Regions from separate parts of the Homo sapiens genome. Here region 2 is linked to region 1. A link is a loop called in an ENCODE intact Hi-C map of the cell type or tissue named here. Cell type or tissue: PC-3. All regions are shown on one strand. Links, peaks and the distances in the headings refer to the core of each region. The heading gives the core; the rest is flanking DNA.

Evidence for each region. Hi-C counts contacts between places; a loop is a spot of excess contacts. Peaks named below come from ENCODE experiments on the same cell type or tissue, not always from the same donor. Only the 100,000 strongest peaks of a DNase experiment are listed, where the experiment ranks them.
Region 2: a loop joins it to region 1, with 2.1 times the contacts of the local background. A loop is called at or near these places in 1 of 110 quality-filtered maps.

What each region holds. Positions count from the first base shown.
Region 1 is chr3:106,381,511-106,390,280 of GRCh38, forward strand. LOC101929485 (a long non-coding RNA gene) reads right to left here. Exons shown (of 16, transcript XR_007095992.1): 13 at 4,140-4,376; 14 at 3,101-3,213. Among named protein-coding and RNA genes, the nearest start is that of CBLB, 520 kb to the left of the region's middle. In PC-3, for the core only: no CTCF peak of the experiment used is centred there; no DNase peak of the experiment used is centred there.
Region 2 is chr3:106,575,607-106,584,376 of GRCh38, forward strand. The region is part of intron 2 of LOC101929485 (a long non-coding RNA gene); the gene reads right to left. Among named protein-coding and RNA genes, the nearest start is that of LINC00882, 660 kb to the right of the region's middle. In PC-3, for the core only: no CTCF peak of the experiment used is centred there; a DNase peak (open chromatin) is centred at 3,495; H3K27ac peaks cover 357 bases.

The sequences.
Region 1 (8,770 bases), core at 465-8,464:
AAACAGCATATCATTAGCCTCTGTATCGTAGTCTAAATATAAAGTATGGGTCTTTCCTTTCTCCTACCTATAATTACCTTAATGTAGATAGTTTATAACCTCATATCTCTTCAACCTGTTCTAGAGTCAATGACTCTATATAACCCATGTCTGTCTACTATCAACTGCCTTATTAGTAAATCGTCCTTTTTCCCAAAGGAGCTGATGCAATCACCAACTCTTGTCATTCAGAACCAGAACATGAGCTTCTGATTGACTCTTAGAAGTGCTGCAGGCTCCACGATTTACACAGCAGATTTCTATCTGTCTGTCTATCTATTTATCTAATCATCTATCTATAGGCATATGGGTGACCTAAAATACACAATACATCCCAATTTCACTTGAAGTTTATGCATGTATTATTTGTTGTACAAATCATTTGAGAAAATATAGGTTTGGACCTCAGATTTTATTTTTGTGTTTTTGTTTTTTTTAAAGCTATGGACCAAATTCTAGTTCCTACTTAGAGCAACAAAGCAAATAAAAATCCATAACATAAATCTAGTGCAAGTTAGTTGGTGACCAGACACATTGTACCCAGACAGCCATGCCAATTAGAATCCTGCTTTGTACAGTAGCTGTTTTGAGTCACAGCCAAAAGTTTCCATTTGCACAACAATAGAACAGATGCTAAGTTATACTCAAGGACCTATGATTTGTGTAATAAAAACTGAGACAAAACATAGACCCTACAATTTAAAGCTTAAATATGGCAAAACTCATTTTAAAAGACTGACTTATAAGGAATTAATCACAGCTTAATTTTGCACCCAAAGTTGCTCTAAGTAGGAACTAGAATTTGGTCCATAGCTTTAAAAAAAAAAACAAAAACAAAAACAAAAAAACAAAAAACAAGATCCAAACCTATATTTTCTCAAATGATTTGTCTATTTGTCTCTGTTTGTCCTATTCTGGGCTACAGAAATTCATGGCTCCCATTATTAGTAAACATACCAAGAAGGAACAAATTTGAGGGCCTGCATTTGAATCCTTGCTCTGATATAATGAGTTGTAAAAGCTTGGACAAAGTAAATTTCCAATACCACATCTATGAAGTACTATACACTTTATATTAGTGGTTCTGAACCAGGACCAATGGTGGTTGTTACTACCAGGAGGAGGCTACTCACACCTAGGGGCTAGAAGTTAGGGATCCTGCTAGACATCCTACAATGCATAGGACAGTTCCCACAACAAAGAATTATTCAGCCTAAAGTATCAATAGTGCTGATGTTGAGAAACTCTGCTTTATAGGAGTTTTGTGAAATAAATGGGATACTGCTTATGAGGTACATTGAACAAAGCACCTGGCCTGTAGTAAACACATACACTGTCACTGCTCTCATTATTATTGCAATTAATTATCTGAACTCATTTATTTTTTCCATTCAGCATTTTCTGAGAACAATTTGTGGTTGCTTGTAGGGAGAGATGAAGTGGTGAAGTGCAATATGGTGAGTGCCGAATTATGAAGTAAGCAAAATGCCATAAAAGTAATGACATATTAAAAGACATTTACTGGTAACTGTCTTATGATATGTCCAATGGTTTAAAACATTTACTCTCTTCTATGAATGCTTTCCCGGCTCACAGCACTTTCTCTAAATTAGCAACTCAGGGTAAGGTGTTTTTTTTTTGTTTTGTTTTGTTTTTGTTTGTTTGTTTTTTGACAGAGTTTTGCTCTGTTGCCCAGGCTGGAGTGCAGTGGTGCCATTTCGGCTCACTGCAAGCTCTGCCTCCTGTGTTCAAGCCATTCTCCTGCCTCAGCCTCCCCGAGTAGCCAGGACTACAGGCATGTGCCACCACACCTGGCTAATTTTTTGTGTTTTTAGTAGTGACGGGGTTTCACCGTGTTAGCCAGGATGGTCTCAATCTCCTGACCTCGTGATCCGCCCACCTCGGCTTCCTAAAGTGCTGAGATTACAGGCGTGAGCCACCACGCCCAGCTACTCAGGGTAAGCTCTTAAAGTGAGCTTCATCACATACTAAAATAAACAAACACCAACATTATCTGTATAAAGTTTCTGTCTTCTATTCCTTAAATTTGATCAGATATGATGCAACAATGTGGCATCTTATATAAAATGCTGTCTTAAAGATAAGAAAAAGGCCGGGTGTGGTGGCTCACATCGATAATCTCAGCACTTTGGAAGGCTGACACAGGAAAGTTGCTTGAGGCCAGGAGTTTGAGACCAACCTGGGCCACATAGCACAACCCCTTCTCGGAAAAATAGCCAGGCATGGTAGCGAGTGCCTGTCACCTAGCTACTCAGGAGGGTAAGAGAAGAGTATGGCTGGAACCCAGGAGGTTAAGGCTACAGTGAGCCATGATCCCACCACTGCGCTCTAGCCTGAGTGACAAAAACCCTATCTGTAAAAAACAAATTAGTTAATTAATTAAATTAAGATAATAAAAAGAAAAACACACATCCACTGAATTAATGATTATATAATCTGAAAGACCAAAATACATAAATGTTGTATGTGCTAGCCTTGAGGCTAGTAAACCACCAGATGGATAACTTAAACTCTGCTGTGATGTAACTCAAGCTCTATTCTATTTGGTTTGCAGTAGGACTTTTTGATTAATGAATAAAACCTGACATACTAAGCAAAGTGAATAGAGGTTTTAGTTAAAGATTAATATTAGATCAGCCAAGCCTTACTGCATTTACATTTGAACAATTAAAGAGCTCTCGCTCTATCGATTTTAAGACAGTGTCAAAGAGTGGTGGTAGAACCAGCAACTTTATCATTACCAGGCAAATTGTTAGATATGCAAAGCCTCAGGCCCCTAACCCAGATTTCTGGAATCAGGAACTCTGAGGGTGGGCCCAACAATGGGTGTTTAACCACAGCCCTCCAGGTGATGCTGATGCACACTGAAGTTTGCCAACTGCAGTACTAAAATGAACAAAAGAGGAAGCTGCCTTCCGGTGATTCCTCGAAATAATTTATCTATATGGATTTATTCTCCATTTCTCAAGGAAGATGCAATCTCGATTCACTTTTGCTGAGAGTTTTTTCCTCTTAACGAAAACACAAGGGATTAATTTACCTCGATTTGCAGTCTCAACTAGATTTGCAGTGGACCTAATAATAAGAGAGAAGTTTCCTGACTTGGTTTCCATGGCTCTAGACTTCCTCTTGTTAATGCACAGGATAAATTACCTTGTGTAAAGGGAAAAAGGAAGAATTTTGGGATTGAACAAAGTTTTTACCACTTATAGCTAAGTGACTTTGAGCCAGTTACATTACCCACATTATCCTCAATAAATCAAGGAAAAACTAACATCATAATAATATTGATTCTTCAGACTTGCTACTTCTCTATGAACATGATACCTCTCTCCATTTATTTTGGTTATCTAAAATTGGCTCAGAAAGGTTTTGTAATTTTCCGTATAAAGGTCTTATACATAATTAGTTAAATTTACTTCTAGGAATGTTGTTTGATGCTATAATATAATACATGCATTTTTAAAAATCTGTAGTTTATTAATAGCTTATAATAATACTATTGATTTTTATATTTTGATATTTTATTCTGTGATGTTTAAATACTACTCATTACTTATGTAGTTTCTTGGTAGATTCTTTTATATATGTAGATCATCATGTTCTCTGAGAGATATATAATTTTGACACTTTCCTACATTTATGGCTTATATATATTTTTCTGCCTCATTGCATTGGATTGAACCTCTACAGCAATATGGACAATGAGTTGTCAGAGAAAATATTCTCAGTGTTAATGAGTTCAATATTTCACCATTAAATGTGGTCTTAACAGTAGGTTTTTTTGTGGATACCATTTTCTTCTATTCTTAGTTGCTCAGAATTTTTATTCTGAATTATTGAATTTAGTCATTTTTTTTGTTATCTATTGACTGGAACATAAGACTTTTCTTTCTCTTTCTGTTTATGTAGTATATTCAGCAGTTTGTTGAATAAACTCCTATGATAGCACCTATAATATTTTACCTAAGTTATTCAATTATTTATCTATACTGTGCAGTAATCAGAGTTCTGCAAATAAACAGAACCAATAGAATGTGTGTCTATAGAAATAGATTTGTTTTAAAGAATTGGCTCACCTGATTGTGGAGGCTGGCAAATGCACTCTGCAGGGTGGGCTGGCAGGCAGGAGACCCAGAGGGGAGTCCATGCTGCAGTTCAAAGGCAAAGATGATCTGTTGCAGAATTCCCTCTCATTTATGTGAGGTCGATCTATAGTTCCATTCAGTCACCTTCAACTGATTGGATGAGACTCCTCCACATAATGAAGCACCCAATGCTTTACTCAAAGTTCACTGAGTAAATATTAATCTCACCTAAAAACACAGAAACATCCAGGATAATGTTTGACCACACATCTGGGCACTGTGGACACCTGAAATTAACCATCACATATTATTGCTTTTCCTTCACTGGCTGTGCATTCACCATGTTGTACACTTTAATTATATACAATTTTTATTTGACAGTTCACCTTGAAATTGGCCTGATTTCCCCATAGAACTTATATTTATGATTTTCCTTGAATGGAACTAGAAATTTACCTTCCTTGTCTTAGAGCTTGAAAAAATTACATGTGTCTTATCTAAGTTCCTTTCTCAGGAAACCAACCGTCAGGTTTCCTGACAGTATCAAGGAACTGAAACTTACCAGATCACTGCATCTGGCCAATAAGACGCAAGACCCCCCATTCATCGTGATTGCCTAACAGACCACCTGCTACCCATTGACTAACTCCTCTTTTGTACACTTCCCTAATTTCTGTTTTTCCACATGTAATTACATTTCTTCCATGCTCTATAAACCCTTAAGTTTAGTCACTTGAAGAGATGGATTTGAGATTAATCTTCCATTCTCCTTGACTGTAGCATCCACATAAAGCCTCCTTCCCCGGAAATACTCATTGTCTCAGTGATTGGCTTTCTGTGTGGTGAGCAAAACCCCTGGTGTCTCAGTAACAATCTTAATAAAACAGGAATTTAAAAAAATAATAATAATATAAATGTACTGTATGAATCTTGTAGCATGAATAGCAAGGAATTAAGAAAAACTAACCCCCTCCCCCCAACATTTCCTTTTTCAGGAAGGGAAAAATCAATATCTTACAGTACAGTTTCCACTCTAAGAAATACTACACATTTTATGTTACAAGCAAAATTTTATGGTATAGTTTATGAAATAAAATTGAACCTCATAGTTTTTAATTTATTTGTACAATAATGTTTCATTTAGGCACTGCCCCATCCTCCTTTTAACTATTTACTATATAATTTTGGTCATAACTTAAAGTGGATTTATTTTCAGTGCCTTTTTAAAGTTAACAAGTATCTTTGGATACTGTAGTTGCCCTGAGTTCAACTCCATGTTTTATAAAACAGGCACAGTCTTCCTTTATGGGAGGAGGAGTTTCTTTCTATGTCTTTGGTTATTAGAATTAGAAAAACTGCCTTGATCAGCATACATTAAATTTTTGAAAGTTAAGTTTTTCACCTCTTGTGAGACTAATTCTATCATATTCTTCATTTGTTGATGATTATGATGTGACTTCAATTTACCCTTCCTAATGTGATTGTAAATTTTCATGTAATGAAAGAAGAGGCACAACCAAGATCACTGCACAGCATTAGTAACACGTAGAAAATATATTTCACATTCTGAGATGAGATAAACTCTTAGCTCTCAAGGTCACAGAATGCTGACAGTTAATTGGCCTTTTGAGAAATCTTGAGAGAAGACTGAAAATTGCATTCAAGTATTATTCAAGATTTTGTATAATAGCAATACAAAAAACACAATGTGGTAAATTATAATTAATTATAATTGTTTCTACAAATCTTTGCTACATACAAGAAAGTGTGATGTAGACTACTAATTTATGCTTGGAATTGCTACTTTCTTAACTACCTGTCTGATAAAGGTCTCTTACTTGAGGAGGCTACATGCTTGCAATCCTAGCATTTTGGGAGCCCAAGGCAGGCAGATTGCCTGAGCTGAGGAGCTCGAGACTAGCCTGGGCAACATGGCAAAACCCTGTCTGTACTTAAAATACAAAAAAATTAGCTGGGCATGGTGGCACTTGCCTGTAATTCCAGCTACTCGGGAGGCTGAGGCACGAGAATTGTTTGAACTCAAGAGGCAGAGGTAGCAGTGAGCCGAGATCGCACCTGCACGTCAGCCTGGACATGAACCTCACTCTTTACTAGTCTCATACTATATAGCAGCAGGACTTTATTTAAGAGTGTTTTCTGTAGCTGCAGTAGTAATGATGCAGTTATAGAACCTTCAGACTGGCTAATTTCTTCTTCAGAATTACATGGCAGTTTGTACTGGGTTGAAACAAATGGTGCGATGGACTAAGTTTCGCCATCAGAGACAAAGCAAGACTTTGAAAAACTCAGAATAAACATGGGCATGGGTTGCTTCTTGCTGCCACTGTCCATGTTGTTCCTGAAATCTCACTTCCAAGATGCCTTTTCATAGTCTCCTGTAGAATTTCCACATGCACTTAACCCGCTGCAGACATAGCAAGAGAGGAGTACACTAAAAGAGTGATACAAGCATCTGTATTTTAAAAAACTATGATGGTCAAAAAACTCTTATTCCTATCTTATGTATAAAGAAGACTGCAAAACTTAGTAAGGATGATATCTGACAACTGCTGATTGAGGATCTTAATAGGACTTTTCCTTGTTTTATTGAAAAACTTTAGTTATCCACAGCATAATGGGACCAGAATAGTATGAATTATTTATTCATTTGTTTAATTCAATGAGCAGTAATTGTCTCCTGTTTGCCAGATTCTGGGTCATGTACCAAGGATACATTACAGAACAAGGTGTTACTTGGAGAACTTACAGTTCTAGTGAGGATGGTCAAGTTGAAAAAGTAATTATAACAGTTAAAACATAATTAAAAGTGATTGTATTCATTTTCTAAGACTTCCATAAAAAGTGCCACAAACTGGTGACTTACACAGAAATTTATTCTCTCATTGTTCTGGAGACTAGAAATCTGAAGTCAAGGTGTCGGCAGTGCCATGGTCTCTCTGAATACCCAGAGAAAAATTTTCCCTCCCTATTCTTAGCTTTTGGTGGCTCCTGACAATTACTGGGGTTCATTAGCTTGCAGCTGCTTCACTCCAATCTCTGCGTTCATCTTCACATGGACTCCTCTCTGTTTTTCTGTGTGTCCTCTCCTCATATAAGAATACCATTCACTGGATTTAAGTTCCATCCTAATCTAATATGACCTCATCTTGATTTAATTACATCTGTAAAGACCCTATTACCAAATAAGGTCACATTCTGAGATTCTGGATGGACATAAGTTTTGGGAGGACACTGTTCAACCTGTTATACAGGTATATATTTATTTTTAGGAGGAAAACATCTTTGGCTATAATTAGGGAGATACTTATAAAATATGAGGATCCCTTCCTAAATAATATAAAGCAACAATTTTAGATAAAGAGACCAAAGAAATAACCTGAATATTTAATAAATGAGGAAACAGCACAGAGCGTTGAGTTATTGGATGAACCTCATACAATTTAATATGGAGAGTTTTGGCTTTTAGAAATAATTATCTTGGAAATATGAACTTGCAATGGTTCACTATTAGGTGCTTTTAACAATGCTTACTGGTTATGCATTGAAAATTTTCGTCTGTACAGATATAAGACCCAAATCTTATTTCAGGCAATAATTGCTATGTTATTGTCTTAATGTCTTAATTAAAACCACTGAAAATATCGCCTCTCACTGACTGGTAGAGATGATAACGAGCTATGAAATATTACACATTCAGGCAGAAGAAACATGAACTAACTTTACCAACAAATCAGGTAAATAATCCTGGATCCTGGATTCCCGGGTTTTTGCTTAGAATAGCTTCAACCAGGAAAGCTACCTGACTGGGACTGTGCTGGGATGTGAGCAAGAAATAAACTTTTATTGTGTAAAGCTATTAAAATCTTGAGGTTATTTGCTATGATACTTAGTGTTAATTACCCTAATACCTTGACTTTTGGGACTTCAAGAGAACTTATAGATTAGTTGATTTACTACTTTCATTTTATAATGAAAGAGAGAGAACATGTCCAAAATCACTCAAATAATTAGTAGTTCATCAGTATAACTGGGGCTGTAGTCAAAAAATCATTCTCTAGTTGTTTGCTTCAGAAATCCAGTAGAAATGACAAAGTCTTAGAATAAAAATTATTCTATAAATACATTTCTTTTTATATCAGAATTTGACACTATAGCCTAACCACTTGGAGACATTCTTTGAACAATGTTAACTCTGGGTCAAGAAGAGAATTAATTAGAGTGTCGAAAGAAGACACTGAGCTAAAAGTGATTAGATGTGAATTTGATGCCAGGTGGAATTTGAAAGGAAATGAAAAGAGGAAGACAGACACCGAGTTTTTTCTGGGGAAGGTTGTCAGTTGTCAGTAATCAGCAGAAGAGAAAAGGAACATATTCAGGTCACCTGGAGACACATCTCTCCGGAAACTGAGGCATAATGGAATGTCCAGAGTGGCCAGGGTTATGGGAAAATTGGGGATAAATATTAGGTAGAATGGCAGTTCTAAAACTAAAAATTGAAAAAGTGCAACGTTAACAGCCATCTAAAGGAGCTATGGATAAGTTAGGTAAACAAATAAATAAAGTTTTTTGTTTGTTTTCTTTTTTCCTTTTTTTTTTTTTTT
Region 2 (8,770 bases), core at 180-8,179, 190 kb after region 1:
AATCCAGCATCCGTCCCTTTCATCATCATAGATCTGTGTTCTTCCAGTTATTTTGACTGCTTGAGCTCTGGAGGATCTAAATTTTGGGTCATGTCCTAAAAAATTTAGTAAAGCTAATATAATTTTATATTTCACTTAAAAAGTCAACTATAACAACACTAAATATTAGTAATATATTTATTGTATTATTCATAAGCCATTTAGAAAAAAAAATTGTGGGACAGACTGGTCTCTGCAGAAGACCACCTCTGCAGGGGAAAATATTACTTACATGGGCGTAGGAATTGTTTTGCTCAAAAAACAAAATCATGTTATATTGAATAAAGGCATAGCTTTACTCATAGAGTTAAAGGAGTAGCATGTTTTCTCCTAATACATTCAAATCATAGCCTGTTGAAGAAGACTGAGCTTGTTTTGAATCCTTACTTTCCTTTTACCCTCTTTGAGACTTTGACAAGTCACTCAAACTCTATGAATATCAGATCTTTCATTTGTGGGTTAGTAACATGTGTATGTACTTCTATGAGAGCCAATAAGGAAAAATGCCAATATATATAAAGTGCTTAGTCGTGTATCTAGCCAAAATCCAGATGGTTCTTGATTAGTAATGGTTTGACTTATTTTTTCAAATTTATGTTCGATATATTGGACATAACCCCATGGTAAATCAAGAGACATCTGGACTTAATGATGGTCCCACTTAAGATTTTTCAACTTCGTGATGGCTTTATCAGGGTAGTAAACACACTTTTAACTTATGATATGTTTAACTTATGATAAGTTTATCAGGCTATAGCCCCATCATAAGTATAGGAGCATCTGCAGTCTGTCCTCTGTATTTTAGTCTTCACCATATCCCCGTTTTCTAAATGTCATCCTATTTAGAAAGCATCCAAGCTGATGCCAGGATAAAAAGCGAATTTTAAAAAGCCAATTTTATGTATTTAAACTTTTTTTTGGTCTAAAGACAAGGTAATATTGAAACTGGTCCAACTGTCCCATATAACTGATGTTTACTGTTTTTGTTTTTTGTTTTGTTTTGTTTTTGTTGGGGGTTGGGTTTTTGGGTTTTTTGGATAAACACAGAAATTAACCCCACTGGTCTGAAAGCTTGAAATTTATATTTGTCTTACCTGAGTTCTTTCCTCAGGAAACCAACCCTCAGGCCCCCTAGATAGTATCAAGAAACTGAAATTCACCAGATCACTACATCAGGACAATGAGATTCCAGACCTATCGTGATTCCTGTTTACCAACTCCTCTTCCTTATCCCTCCCTAATGCCTCTTTTCCCACAGGTACTTACATTTCTTCCCTGCTGTATAAATCTCTAGTTTTAGTCAGTTGAAGAGATGGATTTAAGAATCACACCTCATTTCCTTGTCTGCAACACCTGTATAAAGCTCTCCTCCCTGGCTCAGTGATTGACTTCCTGTGCTGCAAGCAGCAGGACCTAGACAAAGCTCCTGGCATTCAGGTAACAATATTAGTACCGAAACACAAATACGTACAGTCATTTATACCAAATATGTACCAAAAACATACCAAGGTGAAATATTGTTTATGGTTCTCATATTGCTGGATTTCATGAAACAACATTTTTGAAAGATTAAACAGAATTTTTTTCTTTTCTTTCTGAGCAAGAACATTCACACACAGTAAAACAAAAGGGTTGTCATTCATTATTACCAACATTTTATATAAGAAATGATATTTTAATAACCCCCAAAAGGTAAAAAAGACCCAGTCTGAAAATGAGACAGCTTTGTAAGTTCAATCAATTTAACCTAGTGACAAACTTTCCAGATGGTTCTAATTATTCTTATTTTTCTATGACTGTAAAAACATTGTTAGAACCTAGAGTCAGACAGTAGATCAGTGTTTGAGAACCATTTGTGCAGGCTACACTTAAAGTTTTTGTTTCAATAGCCAACGCTACTGATGTATATTTAATTTATATTTGGAAAAATTAACTTGACCTAATTAGATGATTATGTCCCTCAAACAATCACACAGTCCTTCACCACTGAGATTAAGTGAATGTTCATAAATTTCTGTGCTTAAAACTAAAACCACCATGAGATACCTTACTCCTACAAGGATGGCCATAACTAAAAAATAAAAAAAAAATAGATGTTGGCATGCATGTGGTGAAAAGGGAACACTTTTACACTGCTGGTGGGAATGTAAACTAGTACAACCAGGATAAAAAACAGTATGGAGATTCCTAAAAGAACTAAAAGTAGATCTACTATTTGATCCAGCAATCCCACTACCGGGTATCTTCCTAGAGGAAAAGAAGTCATTATATGAAAAATACCCTTGCACATGCATGTTTATAGCAGCACAATTCACAATTGCAAAAATATTGAACCAGCCCAAATGCCCATCAATCAAATGGGTAAAGAAAATTATACATATATACATACGTGTGTGTATGTGTAGTGTGTATGTGTGTTTCCTTCAGCCAAGGAAATGAGACATCATTCTTAAATCCATCTCCTCAACTGACTAAAATTAGAGGTTTATACAGCAGGGAAGAAATGTAAGTACACACACACACATACATGCACACCGTGGAATACTACTCAGACATAAAAGGAGCAAAATCATGTCTTTTGCAGCAATTTGGATGGAGTTAGTGACCAATATTCTAAGTGAAGTAACTCAGAAATGGAAAACCAAATACCATATGTTCTAACTTAGAAGTGCGAGGTAAGCTATGAGGATGCAGACATATACACAGTGATATAATGAACTTTGGCAACGTGAGGTTGGGGGATGAGAAGTGGGTAAGGGATAAAATACTACCAGAGTACACTGCTCAAGTGACAGTGCACGAAAATCTCAGAATTCACCACTAAACAACTCATCCATGTAATCTAAAACCACCTGTACCCCCAAAACTATTGAAATTAAAAAAAAATATTCTGTGCTTGATGGGTTGGATGGGGGAAGGAAAGAGATATGGTATGTCTTCTCTCCCAGGTCCTTTCTGGGTTATCTTAATGGGTTATCTTGGGAATGAGGCTTGAGGAAAACACTTTTAAAAAGGGGGCATGATCCACTGACTTTTTTTTTTTTAATGCCTTTCTTTTTTTAACTGCTTAGAATAAAATTATGGCTGTGGAGCATATATTATAAGATGCTGAGTCAAAGGCCCCCAAAATCACAAATCCTTAGCCCTGACATGCTTGAGATGCTGAACCAGTACTAGTAATTGCCTATGCTATGTTTGCTTATAATGTAAGAAACATATATCCTTTTATGCTAATGCTGTTGTAGTCAAATCACCTCCTTGCAGCCAAACTCAATCCCTAACTCACACAAATATAATAAATAGAAAAACAAAAAAAATAATTTCCTCAGTAGCAAAATATTAAAAAAAAAGCAATGGGAAGACTATATTACTTCACATCTTAAAGATTGGTGGATAATTACATTTGTGTCATAGGTCAGTTTGTTTTGTGAGACATTTAAAAGTACAGTCTGGATGAGCTCATTATTTGTCATTTCATATATAAGAGTTAGACAAAAAGGCGTGCTTTTTACATAGGCTATGAGTTGAATTGTGTCTCCTACCAAAAGACATATTGAAGTCCTAACCTCTATTACCTGAGAATGTGACCTTATTTGGAACTTGGATCCTTTCAGAGGTAATTAGTTAAATTAAGAAAAGGTCATTCTGGAGTAGGATAATCCTTAATGCAATAGGACTGATATCCTTATAAGAAAAGAAAAAAGAGACTCACAGGAAGAATACCATGTGACAACTGAGGTAGAGAGGAAGTGCTGCAGCTGCAAAAGCAAAGGAATGCCGAAGATCAATGGCCACCATCAGAAGCCAGTAAGGGGCAAGGCAGGATTCCATGCAGAGTCTCAGGGGAAGTGCAGGTCTGCTGATGCCTTGCTTTTGGAGTAGACTCCAGAACTGTAAAAGAATAAATTTCTGTTGTATTAGGCCACGAGTTTGTGGTACTACATTAGAGAAACCCTAGAAGATAAATACAACACAAAAACCAAAATATTTATATTCTAAAATGTATTTTAAGAGTTGCAATTAAGAGTATTATGAGTCTAATTTGAATAACTTTTCTGGTTATAGATTTTCTGATTTTTTTTGTCTTACATGGTATAGAGACACTAAAAGAAAAAAATAAAAACTGCCTACAATCTCAATATCCACAAAAGTCACTCACATTTTACAGTATTTGCTTTCAATATTTTGTGTACAAAATTTGTATATGATAATTTTATGAATGTGTATATGACTGCCCATTTGTGTATTATGTGGGTGAAAGAAAAAGAAAGACATCATGTAAATAATGTATTACATTCCTCTCTCACTCTTTTGTCCCTTTCTTCTATAAATATTCAGAGAACACTGTGAATGCCCAGGCATTCTCCTGGGTACTAGGAATACAGTGGTGAATATATCAGGCAACATGTATTGTTTTGATATGTTTTGCAATTTAATTCCTTATATGAAAGACACAGGCTGGCATTTCCAAAACAGTGTTAAAACGGAGCGGCACAGGTTGTTATGGGAGAACATACACTGGTACCAAGACCCCATAGGAAAATTTGAGAAATATTTTTGGGAGGAAATCAAGCCTCAGCTGATGTCAGATTGATGAGCAGCAGTTGGCCAGGGAGAAAGAAGCAAAAGTGTTCCAAGCAGATGGAGAAGCTTAGACAAAGACTTGTGGGCAGCAGAGACAGGACATATTTGAGGAACATAAAGAAGCTCAGCATTTCCAGAATATTAGTAGAAGGGGGAGCAGTGGCAAGAGATGAGGTATGCAAGGGCCAGGCCATGCAGGGGCTTCTAAATGCTATATTAAAGTTGGATTATCTTAATACTGTGAGACGGGAAAAAGTTCATGTAGATGAAATTAAATGATCAGATTTGCATTTCAGGGAGATCTGTTGGATAATGTGGGGAGTTATTGAAAAAGAGGAAGGCAGCTGACATGGCCTGTGGGAAAGATGATGGCATCCTTAAATGTGGCATCAATAGGAGAGTTGACATTGGCATAACAAACTTATTAACTAACTAAAAACACAGTGAGGGCAAGAGAATGATGAGGGTTAATCCCAGATTTCTGGCCTGGCCTATTTCTATTTATTTATTTATTTATTTATTTATTATTTTTTATGTTTTCTTTCTTGAGACAGAGTCTCACTCTGTGGCCCAGGCTGGAGTGCAGTGGCACAATCCTGGCCCACTGCAACCTCCATCTCCTGGGTTCAAGCGATTCTCCTGCCTTGGCCTCCCGAGTAGCTGGGATTACAGGAGCCCACCACCACATCCAGCTAAGTTTTGTATTTTTGGTAGAGATGGGGTTTCATCATGTTGGCCAGGCTGGTCTCGAACTCCTGACCTCGTGATCTGCCCACCTCGGCCTCCCAAAGTGCTGGGATTATAGGCATGAGCCAACACTGGCCTGGCCTACTTCTTGATAAGTCGTGAGAAGGCATAGAAGACACAGGAAGAAGAGAAAGTTTAGGGTGAATGAGACAACAGAGATAATGAATATTTGACATTTTGAATTTGAAGTGACTTCCAGGCATCTATATGGGTAGACACTTAGGGAATGTGGCTAACCCATAATAAAGAATTTTGAGCCAGAGATTAGCATTTTGGACTTGTCAGTAATATTTGACAGTGTTGAAGCTTTGAGACTAGATAAGAGTGTACCTTGAGAATATTGGGACTGAAAAGAAAACGATTGACTGAATTTGGAGAAGCACCCAGATTTCAGGGGCGGGCAGAGTAAGTGAACTTACACCAGGAACAGCAAAGCAGAAACCAGAACAGAGAAGGAATCAGGAGTCTTTGATGTTATAGAAGTCAAGTGGAGATTGCATGTCATGGAGGATATCATCATATGGTTATAATGATTCAAACAATTTAGTTCTGAAATAAGACTTGGAAGATCAATGGAAATTGCAGTGAGTCTAGAAAGAAATATATAAATATATATGGGAATGTACTTTATGACAAAAGCAACCATTTAAATTGGTGGCAGAGGAGCTGGATTATTTATAATAGTAAATGCTATTGGGTCAAGTAACTAGTTGTATGGGAATATGTATATAGGACATACTTTTTCTTCTTTTCTTATGCTAATACAATTTCCAGATGCACCAGAAATGTACATAATTACAAAGTAAGGTGTCAAAGTACTTTAAAGTCATACTAGTGAATTTTTTAAACAGTGTTGGAATAGGAAAAGCCATTTTACATATGACATGAAGGCCAGGAACCATAAAGAAAAAGATGCATACATATAGGTAAATACAAACTTAAAACGTATCTATAGAAAAAATGACACAAAATGCAGATCAACAAAATATGAAGGAAACCTTACAATATATTTGGAAAAGGACTACTATCACTCCTGTACATGAGGCTTTAAAGAGCTAGTAATAGTAGTGTTTGCCATTATTATTATTTATTATTTTCATTTTCTTTCCAGTACAGCTTAAAGTCCCTTGTCATCATTTTAACATATCTCTCTCACTCAGAAGCATCTTCAACACATTTGCTTTTTCCTGTCCCATTCTTGGACTTTTGAATAAATATAATAGTCTGTATTTCAAAGGCATTTTATAAACTAACGTACATATTTTTAAAGCCCTCAGAAACTACATTTCAATATTCTATGTAATTCAAACCATGCCTGAGTTAAGAATTTTCTTACTCTGAATCACATAGTAAGATAAAGATGGGATTTTCCAGCATGCTACATTTTATGGATAGACACCAAGATCAGTTAGTTTGAATTATTCCTCTACATGAATCATTCTCGGGAGTAACTTAGGCACTTAGAGTGAATAAACTTTGGTTCTGAAAGAGTTAATACAACTCCTTAACTTTCCCACAATTGTTTTCATGTATTACTGGAATTAGACGTCATATATAATATGTATTCATTGTAAAAAGTCTCTCTCTTACAAAAGGAACTACTGTAATTCAAGAAACCATTTTAAACTAATATGTATTTCATGATTTCCAGTTTATTGCATGCTTAAAAATATTGTACTGTTTGAATCCCACAACAATCTTTTGAATAATGAGAATATAATTTTGTAAGATCCCCATTTTATACATGAAGCTGGTAAGGTTAACATAAATGATATAAATTGCTAAAGGACATTCAGCAAGAAAAACTTCAAGCCTAGCACTGTAGCCTGTTTCATTATTTTTATTCTATTTATGTTTAATTGTTTATAATATATTTTTTGAACCCATGGTTGTTATTACCTTTGTCCTTACAAGAGAAAGAAGCAAAGAGAGTTAAGCTACATTATTGGTCACAAGATATTGTATCAGAAGAGAGAATCTAATAGCATTACAGGGTCATTGCTTTCTAATCATAAAATACAAATAGCATAGAATCTCTAATTTAAAAACATATTGATTATATGTATTAAGATCATGGTTGCTTTTAGCAAATATTACCAATCCAAAATTGAGGGAATTTTGAAGGACTGTTTCACAGTGATCAGAGGTATACTTGGAAGCTCTAATTCCTACTGCTAAGAAGGTAACACACTCATCCTCTTTTCAAGCGCATGGTTTCCTAACACATCCGAAGCATGGTTAATGATTTTTTTCTCAAACGTGACCATGTTGGCCTCTTTGACTGTAGAAATCACAGAGGAAATTCATTACCTTTAGGAACTTGTCTTTTCTTCACATTTCTTTTTTAAAAAAAGAAGAAATACCAACCATGGTGTAGGTCATGCTGATGGAACAGCTAAAGACCTTTATCCCCTCCCTGAAGAAGCTCACAGTGGAATGAAAGCCATCAGGCGCGTCAATCAACAAGGATGGTAAATGCACGTGTACATCAAGGAATGCATTACTAAAACAAATAGCACTAAGCAATCTCTTATAAATCCTCCCAAATCTAGCAGTGTTCAAAGTTCAATTATTACTGTGGACAAGACATCCATGCTAAAGTGAATCTAGAATTTCACCTAATTTTCTTCCTTACTCATTTCATAATTTCCACTCTATATTTTAATTTATTCTCTTTTCCCCTTAGCAGAAACGTACATATTAAACTACTAGATAGATAACTGGTTAAAGTAGAATTGTAGCCTTTTTTTCACAACACGTAATTTTGGGTAAATCCAAACCAACGCAACAGCAATTTTTAGAAAAAAGCCACAACGGACACTATACCTACCCACAACAGATAGTTATTCTCTATCTGCCTGAGAACGTGTGTTTGTTATAATCACTTCATGACAAGAACAACAAATGAGTCTCCCAAGGCTGCCAAGCCTAGAGCTGTCAGCCGGATCTACAAAAACAGAGCCTCCGTATTTGTGGCTTTCTGACTGACAGCCACGTTTTCAACACTTCTGGTGATCAGTTGGGTTCAGTGTCACCTACTATGTGATTTGTAATTTAAATTCCCAAGTAATTAGAGCCTAATATTACTCCTTAAACATTTCTCATTCTCCTTTTTAACTTGTTTATCTACCTGTTCTTGAAAATAGCTTTTCTTCCTAAAACAACCTTTTAGCTTCACTTGAAATAAAGGTTGAGTAGTAATGAATTAGTCAGGGCTGTTTACTAACCTTCACAGCTCACTGAAGGTCTTTGGTAACAGAGGTATAGCTAAATAGCTAAATATAAGTAGGGGACAGTGAATATGTGTGCATGCCTATATTTGTTTTTTAGCTACTTTTTTTCGCTGGTGCAGAACAAGTGCAACATGAATCAGAAAAAAAAAAAAAGGAAATCACAAAGA